Linked DNA regions of Homo sapiens: region 1 is linked to region 2. The links are chromatin contacts, found by Hi-C in ENCODE. All regions are on one chromosome and are shown on one strand. Each heading gives the region's core, a stretch centred on a gene start or an enhancer-like site at or near the end of the contact. The rest is flanking DNA. Distances are from core to core; before and after follow the strand shown.

The links. A loop is a pair of places that touch in the nucleus more often than their neighbours do.
Region 1: a map of GM18951 shows a loop between it and region 2 (22-fold over the local background). The contact joins the promoter of ROPN1B here to the enhancer-like site in region 2. A Hi-C loop is called at or near these places in 1 of 168 maps with a recorded cell type or tissue (GM18951) and 2 of 37 single-sample maps with no recorded cell type.

What each region holds. Positions count from the first base shown.
Region 1 is chr3:125,966,943-125,974,576 of GRCh38, reverse strand. ROPN1B (rhophilin associated tail protein 1B) reads right to left here and starts at 5,399. Exons shown (of 7, transcript NM_001308313.2): 1 at 5,177-5,399; 2 at 3,415-3,460; 3 at 2,407-2,534. The coding sequence starts at 2,522. It also overlaps the pseudogene ALG1L1P.
Region 2 is chr3:123,972,824-123,980,233 of GRCh38, reverse strand. It overlaps ROPN1 (rhophilin associated tail protein 1), which reads left to right. Exons shown (of 6, transcript NM_001317774.2): 3 at 3,253-3,370; 4 at 4,694-4,855. Among named protein-coding and RNA genes, the nearest start is that of CCDC14, 15 kb to the right of the region's middle. Within about 2 kb of position 3,578, at least 3 of the 41 ENCODE cell types and tissues checked have a DNase peak (open chromatin) inside an H3K27ac peak, as active enhancers do.

The DNA.
Region 1 (7,634 bases), core at 4,150-6,649, 2.0 Mb before region 2:
AGCCTGGTTATTGACGATCCATGAACCACAAATTTCTGTTCCGCCCTGCTTTTTTCCCTCCATTACTTCCTCCAGATCCAGGTAGTATGAAAATAATATAGAGGGAATTTTGTAAAAGCCCACTTTAGGGTCAAGCCATACAATGATGGGCTAACGATTGCCTGTCTCTAAGCCACATAGCAAGGCAGAGTGAAAGCTACATGGACTAAAGGAGTAACTGCCGGTCACCACTTGGAGGTCATCAGCAGGAAGGGCACCTTTAACAATGTGCTTGAGAAATCTCTGCACACAGATCAGTGTTGGGGTGGGCGGGGTGTGGGTGCACTGTGACAACAGGAGCAGGGTGTGGACTCAGGCTTTATAAACCAGACTTCCAGACTTGGGTGGTATAAATGGGAGGGACAGAGACACACAGCACCTCATTCCACAGAAGTGCTGCCCGGGTAGAGTAACACTCAGCAGCAACATCTCTGGACTTCTTGTGGAATTGGTTAGACAACATGGAAGCAAAGCTGTAATCATGGATTTCATTCTTTGGGTTATTGAGCTTCATTTGCAAGTGATCAGGTCCATGGTTATACACATATATTGCAAATTTGAGTTGTAACACATGCCTACCAGAGGACAAATAAGTATATGTCCTGCCAATACCTGGTAAGAGGTTTCTTCATTGACAACACATATGTAGGGAAATTCTTACTTGCAATGGATTAAAAACGTATTTTGTCTTGGAAACACTTTGCAGAGTTTTATTCTCTAAAATGCTACAGGTTTTAAGTAAGTCACATACAACCATCTGAGCAGTGCTTTTCATGTCTGGATAGAATGGAGGGGGCTCTTAGGTCATGCCCTCCTTTTTCATTGTGGTTAAACTACAAACTAAGTTTTCATGGATGTCTAAAAAAATTATAGCACGTGATACAATACGAGAGCAAGCAGTCTACAATAGTGGAATGCCTCTTCCATAAATGTCAGGGACAATACTAAGCAATGTCATTTTGCTTACTATAAAACGGCAGCACAAGAACAATCAAATGGGTTTGAAACTAACGTATAAGATAAAGTCTGTCTATCTGACTATGCCAAAATAAATTAGTCTTCTGAAGCTAAAGTTCAATCTTAGAGGCAATATATAAAATTTAGAATGGAAAACTAAACAGGGCTTATTACTAGGCAAAGCAACCCCCATTTATGTTTCTTTTTATGAGCACCACTGGCCTATTTTCCTTCCAATTGTAAAAGCTGCATCCTAATCCAGACCAGGAGCACAACACTGGCCCAGAGACTCCGAAAGGCCCCTCTTAGGTGCCATTTTGTGTCTTCTCAAAGGTGTCCACACTCTCCCCACCATCTGCCCAGGACACCCACTCACAACCTCAGCCTGAGGACATCTTCCCTTCCCCAACTCACTGGCTTTCTCTCAACGGCCTCTCTCACTCTCACTTTCCCACTGAAACCCTCCTAAGCAGGGAATCATCAAACAGTAAAAATAGCCTGAAAATGGTCCGTGAGGTCTAGTTATCTTCCAACTCCTGTCTCAAGTCCTGGTTCCCCAGTTTCAAGCAGGCAAGTTTGTCCAAGGAGCAATTTCATAGCTGAGAGGCTTTCTGTGCAAAGCTACTTCAATCCAGGCCCGCAGCGATTGTTGTGTAAGCTCCATCTACTGAGCAGCCTCTGGAGGTCTCTCCTGAAAGAAGGCACCCGTGTTTGAGGCACACTGTTTTCAGCCATGCCTGAGGACCCCATCACTCTGCCTGGCCTTTCCCCAGAATGCAGTGTGTACTGTGAGGACATCATTATGTTGGCAGAACAAATCAGTTCAGAGAAACACCAAAGAAAATAACAATAATTTCCTCAAAGATACAAAGCCTCTTTGGTTGGGTCCAAGTATGAGTTTTAACAGCAGGGGAGGAAGTGTCTCCTTAAAGGAGTGAACTAGCAGGACTGGTCCCACCCCATCCACCCAGGGCTGTCGCTTCCCTCCCCCGGCTGCACTGCTGCCATCTAGTGGTGAGACAGGAGAATGAAGAAAGGCAGATTAAGCTGCGGAGATTCCCAGCCCTTCTTTCCACCGAGAGTGGGAAAAGGCGTGCAGGGAGGAGGTGGGTGTGCATACGCTGGTGTGACGCGGTCATCTAACTTGCTGCTTGCCCCAGGACACGGCCTATTGACCTGGCGTCCTACTGCTCAATCTGGCTCGCTTAGGGGAGGCATCCCATCCTTGCCCGGCTAGATGTAGTATTTATGTGTGGATTTTAAAGCATCAAAGCAATGCAAGAGCTAAAACAAAGACGATGCCAGTTAGTCCCGACCCCCTGGCTGCAGCCATGACAACCTCCGCGGTTTTACAGGACCCTCTCTCCCCGCCCGTCCTCCAAGAGATGAAGGCGAGAAAGGAGCACGTACTCGGCCCCCCACTGGATGAGGTCCTGCGGCTGCGCCCGAATGGCGGCTTTGGCAAACTCCTTCAGCATTTTCGGCAGCTCCGGCGGGATGCATGTTGGCTTATCTGTCTGAGCCATTGATTGGTTGACCTATTCTCAGGAGAAAAAATACATAAGATGAAAACTTGGACTCATAAGATGAGAGCAATCCTGGACAGGAGGTCACCCAGCCTCTGTTTGACACTCAATTTTGGGGACTCCGCAAGACAAATGCATTCTATTGTTACACAACGGCAAGGTTAGAAAGCCGTCTGCTAACCCCTACTTTTTGTTGTAAATAGTTATATCCTTTACGTAAAAATTACACAGTCCTTTTTTATTTAAAAAGTGGAAGTCAACAAAAAAATCCCTAATGGTATCACCCTAAAATATTGGATGTCTCCTTCCAGAATTTTTCAGTATAAATATATATGTTTGTAAAACAAAAAAATAAGATTATGCAAAACAGCTTATTTACTCAAAAGTATATCATGAACATCTTTGCATGTCATCCAGCTCTTATTAGCTAGGTAAGAATTGTAGCAAAATTTACTCTGAACCCTCTATGAATTAACATTAGGTTATTTCCATATAAAAATAGTCATTAAACAGCCATTTGATGAGCGTCTCTGTTTATAGCTGCATGTTTTTTCAACTCTAATTGTCAGGCGGAAAACTCGTACATTTTCTCTCAAAAAGTTCCAGGACAAATTGAAACAAAACATGAACATCCATAAAATATATACAATTCCATCCACAAATAAACAACAGATCAAAAGATTTTTTTCTGCTTTTAGTAGAGAAAGGGACAGACTAGATATGCTAAAAAGCTGTCCCTCTTCAAAACACCTAGAGGCCAGACAAATCTCAGTACAAGCCTTTCACATTGCCTTGCTGGGCTTGCAGTGAAGTGAGAGAAATCTTCCAGTGGCCAATGAGGTGAGGAAAGGGGAACCCGCAGTGCTGGGCAAATGAAGAAACTAGGGCTCACCTGGGCACATGTAGATGGCAGGAACTTGAAGCTTTGAGATAAATTGCTAGGCAGGGTGGATAGAGACCAAGGATTAGGCTCACAAAAGGCAAATGTCTGGACTAAAGGACTCCCCTTCTGACCTAAACTTGAGACCCGCCCAGGGACTACACCCTCAGCGTGAAAAGGTGTGGCTGAAAATATCTGCCTACAGGCTGGGGTAAGCAACAAAGAAACCTGTCTCCATTGCTGCTTCTAGTCAGGAGAGAAACAGTCCCCCAGGAGTTGGTAGCCACAGACTAGTTCTAAGTTTTCCATTTATACCAACACCAGCATGGCTCGGAAATCCCAAGACAAGAAACTAAAGTGGTCTTAGATTGGTGGGACTTCATGACCTTTTACTTTATTTATGTTCTTTTATTTGGAGGAAAAGGATGATAAAATAATGATTAATTTTAGACTTTGCAAAGTATTAGAAAAGTTTTAACAGTAATAACCACTAAATCTGTACAGAGGAAAAAAGGATTTTTTAAAATTTTTTTAGTATTTATTGATCATTCTTGGGTGTTTCTCGGAGAGGGGGGAAGAAAGGAATTTTTAAAAAACACAAAAAAGCAAACAAAACATGCCTCCCAATGTGAAATGGCAGCCCAACGTATACCTGCCAAGTGCTGAAGAATGTAGGTCTTAAAATAGACTGTATAGTCTTGTTTCAGGGATTTCTCACTTGTTTTTATTGGTATGGGCTAAACAGGGCTTCCATTTCATAAATGAAAGTCTCCATTACATGAATGAAAGGCTCCAGGGCAGAATCTCAGAGGGTTTCTATGAGCGGCTTGGAACCAAGCACAGACAACTGCACATCCCTGTTTGGGTTCGGAATTGGAGGTGGTGGGTTTGGGATGTGGTTACTCTTGTTTGGAATGCATTCTCCTCCTCTTAACAGGTTGATTCTTCCTTTGGAGGTCTGCTTAACCTTCCCTGATTACCCTGTCAGTTCCATTGTACATACCCTTCCAGAGCATCACTTACCTATCCTTAGTGTGATTCTTTGAGTAACATGTGTCTCCCCCAGCAAACTCCACGGCAGGACTGGTCAGTTTTTGCTCACCACACCATCCCAGTGCCTAGCCCAGTGCCTGGAACTTAGTGTTCAATAGGTACTAGTAAAAATGAATGCGTGATAGCAGTCTATGAAGTGCTAGCTATAAAATGAACACGTGATAGGAGTCTATGAAGTGCTAGGTATAAAATAATGCGTGATAGGAGTCTATGAAGTGCTAGGTATAAAATAATATGTGATAGGAGTCTATGAAGTGCCAGGTATAAAATAATGCCTGACAGGAGTCTATGAAGTGCTAGGTATAAAATAATGTGTGATAGGAGTCTATGAAGTGCTAGGTATGCCCATTGGTCCACATGACAATTCACCCAGAGGTATTTTTATATCCCTGTCGCTGATGAAAAAGCAGAGGTGTGGCTCCTCGGTGGAGGGCTCTGATTCCAAACTCTTGAGCCTCCCAACCACTGTCCTCCGGGTAAGAAACCGTATAATAGTATTCTGGGTACAAAATACGCACACAAATTGGCCAGAAAGCCATAATCCCCCACAGTCACATTCTCTTGAAGATCCCCTTGCCTTCCCCTTGCCCTCCCCTTGCCCTGTGAACAAGGAGAGGCTCAGAATCCAGGGGGCGTCCGGCAGGGCTCCTCCCTCAGACCAGCGCAGCCCTCGGGGCGCTCAGAGCCCTGCCCTCCCTCCACTTCCCCTCGGGGTGGCTACCTCAGGCTCGCTCCCAAACCGGCTGTCTGGCTTCAGGCGACACCTGGCGCCTGGCCTCAGGCGAGAGGTGTGGGGAGAGACCGAGTGCCTCCCACCCTTCTTAAGAAGGAGAGCAGTAGAACCTCGGCGGGGAGGGCAGCAGCGGCCGGGGGTGACAGCAGCGGCGGGGCACGACCGCCGTTAGCGTTAGACGTTAGCGCTCCGCCTTCGCCTGGCAAACCCTGCGCGGGCTCCGCTGCCAGGTCACCAGGGGTAGCGCCGGGCGCGACGTCACAGAGCCGCCCCGCCTCTCCTGCAGCGGCGGGTTCCCAGGGTCCCGCTAGGGCGCTGCTAGGGGACGCTGAAAGCTGTTTTGGGCTTTGCTGGTGGTGGAAGGACCAGACGGCCTGGAGGGTTAAGGACTGGGCTGGGGACGTTAGGAAACCCGGGCTGGGGGCGTTGGGGGTGGGGCGGAATGTGTAGCCATTGACGGTGCGCTTTTGTAGGTGAGAGGGCAGAAGTGGAGCTTGATCTTTCGGCTTGTGGAAAGTGGACAGGTGAGAATTCCTCAGGAATCATAGCAACAACACCTCTTACAATGCGTTTTTGGTGCCAGGAATTGTTCTAAGTGCATTACACACATGAACTCATTTCATCCTTACTGTCACCCCATGAGGCAAGTACTATTGTTATCCCCATTTTTACAGATGAGGGAACTGAGCACAGAGAGGTTAAACTTGTCCAAGATGACAGTCAGCAAGTGACAGAGTCAGGATCTGAATCTGGGTTGCGTGGTCCCAGATTCCTCACTCTTGACCTTATAATGCTAAGAAAGGGGCATGGAGTGGATAGGAACAGAGCCTGAGATGCCTGGGGACAACAGGGAAAGATAGAAAATATTTATAGGGTAGAATGTGGTCACTGTGCCAGGGCACTTTTACAAACATGATGACATCAAAGTTTCACAGTAAACTCTGAAGGTAGATATTACCTTCGTTTTAGAAAACAGGCTCAAGGCTTCGAGTAATTTTGCCTGTGATCAAACAGCTGGCAGTAGGGCCCAGGGCCCAACTTGTCTCCAGGTCTTCTGATTTCAAGACTGTTGTTTTTGTTTTGTTTTGTTTTGCTTTGCTTTGTTTTGAGACAGAGTCTCACTCTGTTGCCCAGGTTGGAATGCAATGGGGTAATCATGACTCACTGCAGCCTCAATCTCCTAGGTCTAAGCAATCCTCCCACCTCAGCCTCCCAAGTAGCTGAGACTACAGGTGTGTGCCACCACACCAGGCTAATTTTTATATTTTTATAAACAGGGTTTTGCCGTGTTGCCCAGGCTGGTCTTGAACCCCTGGGCTCAAGTGATCCACCCCCCCTTGGTCACCCAAAGCACTGGGATTACAGGTGTGAGCCACCGCACCTGGCCTCAAGACTGTTCTTTTTAAGCACCCAAAGAGGCAAGAAAAGCCCCATCTTTCTCTGCTACACCCCGTGTCACTTCACACCCATATGAAAGCTGCTCATTGCATCATGTAATCCTTCAGTCCATTTATACTACAGTGTGTATTAGTCTAAATCAATTAATTCACCCAGGGTCTTCAGAGCTTTCTCTGGTTGTGAGATGAAAGCCTTTGTCTCTCCCTAAAGCAATTTTAAGCATCAGTGAACAAGTGGGGGAACTAGATTTTTGGCTTATGCATGCAGAAAGCTTTTCACAGCCTGTTGTCATCCATTTGTAAAGAGGCCACTCTGCTGGCATTTGTCAAAATCCTGCAGGTCCTTGCACACCTGGAGAATCCTGGATGGTCTGGGGACGGCCACTGCCCACAGGGCAAGATCTGGGGATGAAAGAAACCTAGTCACTAGCTATCACCTATCTTTCTGAGGCCTCTGTGGAGGGGCTACCAGGTGTTGGTACAGGCACCTGACCAACAGAGTGTGCCTTAGGTTGGGAGGGGGAGGCTGGAGGCTTGAGGGCTGCAGGTGCATCTTCCAGGATAACAAGAATGCTCTGGCCACTGGAGTCTGTTCTGTTGTATGCACATGAGATGAAGGTGTGCCAATCTCTTCCTGCTTTCATGCTGAGTAAATAATACTGACAGGAATGAATAATAATGATCTTTGTGCAGAAGAACAGGTTTTTCAGACAAAGCACTAACAGCTGGAGATGGAAGATGAAATAAAATAGAATTTTAGAGTAGCAGGTTAAACACAAGGGAGGAATTTCATAGCACTGTCTGACTGAGGTGATTTGATGTCTGTCTGTAGGAGGCCAGGTTGAGAGGCGTAGGTTAGATTATCCTTGATCTATCAGTCAATAAATAACAGGATACAATAAATAACAGGATACAGTCAAGAGAATATAATTTTACAGGGAAACGATAATAACACAATTCAGGAAAGTTGCTTTCTTCTAAAACAGAGGTAAGAGTAGAGAGGGAGGAGCACATAGATGTTACCGGTAGTGGTCCAGCTCTTGGGGTGG
Region 2 (7,410 bases), core at 2,329-4,828:
CATTGCTTTGATGCTTTAAAATCCACACATAAATGCTACATCTAGCTGGGCAAGGATGGGATGCCTCCCCTAAGGGAGCCAGATTGAGCAGTAGGACGCCAGGTCAATAGGCCGTGTCCTGGGGCAAGCAGCAAGTTAGATGACCGCGTCACACCAGCGTATGCACACCCACCTCCTCCCTGCACGCCTTTTCCCACTCCCGGTGGAAAGAAGGGCTGGGAATCTCCGAAGCTTAATCTGCCTTTCTTCGTTCTCCTGTCTCACCACTAGATGGCAGCAGTGCAGCCGGGGGAGGGAAGCGACAGCCCTGGGTGGATGGGGTGGGACCAGTCCTGCTAGTTCACTCCTTTAAGGAGACACTTCCTCCCCTGCTGTTAAAACTCATACTTGGACCCAACCAAAGACCCTTTATATCTTGTCTTGGAGGAAATTATTGTTATTTTCTTTAGTGTTTCTCTGAACTGATTTTGTTCTGCCAACATAAAGATGTCCGCACAGTACACACTGCATTCTGGGGAAAGGCCAAGCAGAGTGATGGGGTCCTCAGGCATGGCTGAAAACAGTGTGCCTCAAACACGGGTGCCTTCTTTCAGGAGAGACCTCCAGAGGCTGCTCAGTAGATGGAGCTTACACAACAATCGCTGCGGGCCTGGATTGAAGTAGCTTTGCACAGAAAGCCTCTCAGCTATGAAATTGCTCCTTGGACAAACTTGCCTGCTTGAAACTGGGGAACCAGGACTTGAGACAGGAGTTGGAAGATAACTAGACCTCACGGACCATTTTCAGGCTATTTTTACTGTTTGATGATTCCCTGCTTAGGAGGGTTTCAGTGGGAAAGTGAGAGTGAGAGAGGCCGTTGAGAGAAAGCCAGTGAGTTGGGGAAGGGAAGATGTCCTCAGGCTGAGGTTGTGAGTGGGTGTCCTGGGCAGATGGTGGGGAGAGTGTGGACACCTTTGAGAAGACACAAAATGGCATCTAAGAGGGGCCTTTCGGAGTCTCTGGGCCAGTGCTGTGCTCCTGGACTGGATTAGGATGTAGCTTTTACAATTGGAAGGAAAATAAGCCAGTGGTGCTCATAAAAAGAAACATAAATGGGGGTTGCTTTGCCTAGTAATGAGCCCTGTTTAGTTCTCCATTTTAAATTTTATATATTGCCTCTAAGATTGAACTTTAGCTTCAGAAGACTAATTTATTTTGGCATAGTCAGATAGACAGACTTTATCTTATACGTTAGTTTCAAACCCATTTGATTGTTCTTGTGCTGCCGTTTTATAGTAAGCAAACTGACATTGCTTAGTATTGTCCCTGACATTTATGGAAGAGGCATTCCACTATTGTAGACTGCTTGCTCTCGTATTGTATCACGTGCTATAATTTTTTTAGACATCCATGAAAACTTAGTTTGTAGTTTAACCACAATGAAAAAGGAGGGCATGACCTAAGAGCCCCCTCCATTCTATCCAGACATGAAAAGCACTGCTCAGATGGTTGTATGTGACTTACTTAAAACCTGTAGCATTTTAGAGAATAAAACTCTGCAAAGTGTTTCCAAGACAAAATACGTTTTTAATCCATTGCAAGTAAGAATTTCCCTACATATGTGTTGTCAATGAAGAAACCTCTTACCAGGCATCGGCAGGACATATACTTATTTGTCCTCTGGTAGGCATGTGTTACAACACAAATTTGCAATATATGTGTATAACCATGGACCTGATCACTTGCAAATGAAGCTCAATAACCCAAAGAACGAAATCCATGATTACAGCTTTGCTTCCATGTTGTCTAACCAATTCCACAAGAAGTCCAGAGATGTTGGTGATGAGTGTTACTCTACCTGGGCAGCACTTCTGTGGAATGAGGTGCTGTGTGTCTCTGTCCCTCCCATTTATACCACCCAAGTCTGGTTTATAAAGCCTGAGGCCACACCCTGCTCCTATTGTCATATTGCACCCACACCCCGCCCACCCCAACACTGATCTGTGTGCAGAGATTTCTCATGCACATTGTTAAAGGTGCCCTTCCTGCTGATGACCTCCAAGGGGTGACTGGCAATTACTGCTTTAGTCCATGTAGCTTTCGCTCTGCCTTGCTACGTGGCTCAGAGACAGGCAATGGTTAGCCCATCATTGTATGGCTTGACCCTGAAATGGACTTTTACAAAATTCCCTCTATATTATTTTCATACTACCTGGATCTGGAGGAAGTAATGGAGGGAAAAAAGCAGGGCGGGACAGAAATTTGTGGTTCATGGATCGTCAATAACCAGGCTTTTGATGGAGACAGACCCTGCCATGCTGCATTGGTGACCCACATGTCAGCGGCTCATGTCCATTCCCTGCTGCAGGCAGCCTCTTTTCATCTTATGCCAGTCCTGAAACAGAACTCAGTACTTGTTCCACAATGCCCCCAAACGAAGTCCACTCCACAAAACATTGAGGAGCAGGCAGATTTCACTGAAAATTTTGAGGGAAGATGGAGAAACAGTTTCATTTCAGAGGCACCATATAGCTTAAGATTGTCTCAAACCTTCTTCGGCTTCTCTTCTCTCCTGAGCCTTGCAGGCTGCCCTGCCAATGCTCTCTCCCTTCCCTCTTGAAGCCCCAAGCCTCACTACCTCCAGCCAGAAACCCTTCCTGATTCACCCCAGGACACTTCCATCTCTTCCCCTTCCCTCCTTTTTTGTTTCTTCAGAGATGGGGGTCTCACTCTGTCACCCAGTCTGGAGTGTAGTGGCACAATTATAGTTCACTGCAGCCTCAAACTCCTGGGCTTAAGTGGTCCTCCAGCCTGGAGTCACCAGATTACAGGCCCTAGCCACCATTCCTGTGCTGCCTTCCCCTTTCTTACGTACATTACTTTTTAGTTCTCTTCCAACTTCTCTTCCCAATATTATATATACATATGTAATATACATCTGCGTGTATAAAACACTCAGAGATGACTGAAAAAGAAACCTGAACCCAATATGCTCCAGGGAATTGCATACCCAAACTTTTCTTGGTTCTTCCTCATCCTTAGAGAAGAACAAAGCTTTGTATTCTCTAAGCATTCTCTATGCCCTAAGTGGAGAGTAACACATTCAGACTTTTCCCATATGTAAGTGAACTAAACACAATGACACATAGAAGCCACTTAACAAAGGTTCCTTTCTCTACCTCCTTCCCTCAGAAGAAGGTGGAAGGATTGCTAGAACAGCCAGAGGCCACTGGTGTATAGGATCCTCCTACTCTCTGACTTTTTTTCTTGTAGTTATTTTGAGGCCCTGTCCCGTGGAGAGACGCCTCCGGTGAGAGAGCGGTCTGAGCGAGTCGCTTTGTGTAACCGGGCAGAGCTAACACCTGAGCTGTTAAAGATCCTGCATTCTCAGGTAAGGGCCCTGCTGCAGCATTGAGGAGAATGTAGGGACAGTGTTGAGGCTGGGTGGGTACAGACAAAAAGCCCTCTGTTCTCCTGACAGTCAGCTGACCACTTAGCACCACCCTAAAATACACTAAACCGTGGACTGAAAGTAAATCTTTCCTTGGCAAATGGGAATAATTTTGAAATAGGCTGTAGGCTGAGTCATTGGTGGGGTCATCCCAGATTTCCTTGAAGCTGGCAGAATGTACAGGGGCTCAATGCAATGCTAATCTCGTCTCTCCAGAAAAGTGCAAGTCCTCAGTCACTGGACAGTGTCTCCTTACTGATCAAGACTGTAATATGATGAAAATCACAGTTTGGGGAAGGGCATATTTTAGCTCCCCAGCTATCCAAGGTCCAGACATTGCTTTTAGCTTTTAGGGAGAGGCTGTGAGCCTCTTCATAGCCACATCATCCTGGGAGCTGCCTGGTGAATGAATGCATGAGGAAGGTGCAGCTTGAGAAAGTTTGTGGTTTGGCAAATTCCCAGGACATATGGTTGAGCACCACCAAACCCTGCTTTATGGTCCAGGACAGAGCGGTTTGGGGTGATTTAGGACTGGCTTGGCTAACCACCTTGGTCCCAGAGGCTTAGCATTTCACTAGAATCAGACAGTCAGGAAAGGTGTTGGAGCACTTCATCGGGCATCTGTGCTCTTGTTGCATTGGTGGCCAACAACCAGTCACCTTCCCTCCTTTTATCCACCAAGTACCTTGTGCAGTGAACATGACAGAGCTCTAAAATACCTGGGATCAAGCAACATTAGGCATCCAGACCAAATCCCCACAGGTCAGCCACATACCCCATATCATTCCTGGGAAAGCATGAGGGATGCACTTGAGGTCTAGAGCTAAGAACTCAGTGCAATCGGGAAGAAACAGACCTATGTCTTGTTCTAATTTTACCATTCATTAGTGGTCTCAGGTAAGCCCTCTACCCCTTGGTTTTGTTTTCAGGCTCTTCTATCTGTCATATAAGGAATAAAACAATTTAGGAATACAATAGCAGATAAAAGCATCACCAGAAATTAAAATGTAATATAAATGTATATCTTTTGCATAATTCTGACACCTAAAGTTTGAGAATTAATAAATTATATTTCAGCATGCTCTTCACTAGGATTTGCAAAGATAACTGCCACACAGAGCCATCTTTACCTTCCTAACACCCCCTCCCGCCCCTTGCCATGTGCTGGGAGATGTGGACCTGGCCTGGGGACAGGGTGTTTCTCAGGGCCTTGTCTCAACTTCTCCCACAACCTCTGTGTTGTGTCTGTCCCCTGCCCTGCAGGTTGCTGGCAGACTGATCATCCGTGCAGAGGAGCTGGCCCAGATGTGGAAAGTGGTGAATCTCCCAACAGATCTGTTTAATAGTGTGATGAATGTGGGTCGCTTCACGGAGGAGATCGAGTGGCTGAAGTTTTTAGCCCTTGCTTGCAGCGCTCTGGGAGTTGTAAGTTAGCTTGACTGTTTTTTGTTCCTGAAGGGGAAATCTCCCTCTGGGCCTGGAAGGGCAGTGCATCTATACACGCGGTCAACTCTGCAGGGCTGATGATAAACATGCCTCTTCTCCTCTTGTCCTTCTCCTCTCTAAAGCAAGGTCATTTCTGTGCTCGTCAGGCAGTGGCAGGGGTTGGGAGGAGGAGAGAGGGAAACACTGTGGTCAGGCTCTGGGGAGAGTTGACTACAGTGTAGCTCTTGGATTATTTATGAATATTGCCCTCAGATTTATTTTCACTCCGCTCCTTCCATTCATATTCCCAGAGACAACCAAGAGCCGACTGTAGAAAAAGACTTCCAGACACCTAGAATATATATCAATAGACACTGTTTAAAAGGGGTACAATCTTATCGAAAACTATGTAATAAACAGAATTGGATGCAGAACTCAGACATAAGAAAGCAAAAAAAAAGAGAGATGAGGCTATTTCTGAATTTAGTCATGACATCTCCATGGATGCAGGATGTTCATACAGATTTATGCCTTTTCCAAATTTGACTTGTTTGATATTGGAAATGCAATTTTACTGTTTTGAAGCCAAAGATGCTGAAATCAGCTTATATGTATAGATATTTAAAGCTTGGGTATCTTATATGTGGACTTACATTGCTAAACATTGTTAAAATAACTTAAAATGAATCAAAAACGTGTTTTTTTAAAAGAATCCCTGAGATACATACAAGTTTGAAAATTATTGAGAAAATAATTGCCTCTGCCAAAACCAAATGGTATGAAAAGGTAGTCTGAATCATTCAGCATATCTAAACATAATCTTGTTCTTCTCAAATATGCTTGGAATACATATTTGACAGGTTTGTTTCTGAGAAAATTTAGTGGAAATATTGTAGTCCAAATTTCCTATAGATTCCCCTACAGCCTTCATCATAATCATTTCTTTAGAGAGAAGTAAACAAGAGGACATTTGTGGCACTTTCTTCATTGTCCTTTATAGCATTTATTACTGAATAAATCACTATCCTCTGAGGAGGAAAGGAAAGTAAGCAGCAGAGGCCTATGAGTTGTCAGTCAGGACTGGGGAAAATCACAAACAGGAAGATAAAAAATGAACATATTTTATTAAATTCTCATAGGGTTACAGATTTTTTTCACACCACATTTGGAGACGTTTTTGGGGGAAAATATACCTTTAAAATTTTATCTGTAGTTAATTTGGATCTTCTTGGTCTACCCCACCCACAAAGGGTCAAATAAGAAAATAAATAAATTCAATCCAATCCTGAAATTTTAGTCTGATGCAGTAACTGAAACAGCCTAAAGGTAAATTTCCCAGTATCTCAGGTTTTTCCTCACCACGCTCTCTTCTCCAAGATGGCAGTTGAATGTAGGCAGAAAGAGCTGACTCTAGGACCACAGAGCAGTCAAGTGAAGGGTTTCTCACATCCCTTAGTCTTCCCTGGCATCTCTGGTCTCCATGGTAATGCCTGTCTGTCTGGTCGCTAGCTGCTTGCAGCTTAAGTTTTTGGTCTCGTCTCTCCCGGACTGGTGAAAGGCTGATGATGCCTCCCCAACTGGCTCATTTCAGTTCTCAATGGTGTCGAGGGCCTCCTTGATTCTCTGCCAGGCTGTCCTATCTGCTCCCTGGCTCTGGTGGTCTACTTCACAGACCCTCACCAGTGTGTGGTGTGTCTGAGTTCTTCCCTTATCCCCATACCTCACAGTAACAAAGAGTGACTTTGGAAAGTCAGATTCCAACCCTCCCTCTGCTTAGCCCACGGTGTAGATGCTAGGTTTCCTCTGATGTACCTGCCTCCCAAACTGGAGAGGGGAAACCATGAGGTGAATTGAATCTTTCTACTTCCCTTCTAAAATAAGGAGGTGGGATTCAATATTCCATGAGGTTCATCTACCTCTGACATCCTGTGATTCTATCCCCACTTCTCTGCTTCCTCTGAGACACCCTCAGGCCCACCTCTGAATAACAGTGAGCTCCTCCAATTCTAAGAGGCCTTGACATATCTGACTTTGCTCCTCATCATCCCCATGTCAAAGAACCCCTAGAGATAAAGTCAGCCTGGAGGTTAAATCTGCAAATAAAGGGTGTCCTATGAAACCAGTAATCAATACCCTTATATTCATTTCTATCATGCTGGAGCTGGACTGTTTCTGGGATCTTAAATGTGGGGTTGGCCAGTGGTACGGTGTGAATGTTTGTGTTCTCCCAAAATTCATATATTGAAATCTCAACTTCCAAGGTGATGGCCTTAAAAGTAGGGCCTCTGGGAGTTGATTGGGTCATGAGGGTGGAGCCCTCATGAATGGGATTAGTGCCCTTATAAAAGTTGCCCCTCCACCAAGTGAGGACACATAGAAGGCATCATTCATGAGGAACAGGCCCTCACCAGAGAGCAAATCTGCTGGCCTCTTGGTCTTGGACTTCCCAGACTCCAAAACTGTGAGCAATACATTTCTGTTGTTTATAAATTACCCAGTCTAAGGTATTTTATTATAGCTGAGACTAAGTCAGGGGTCACCATCTGGTGGAGACC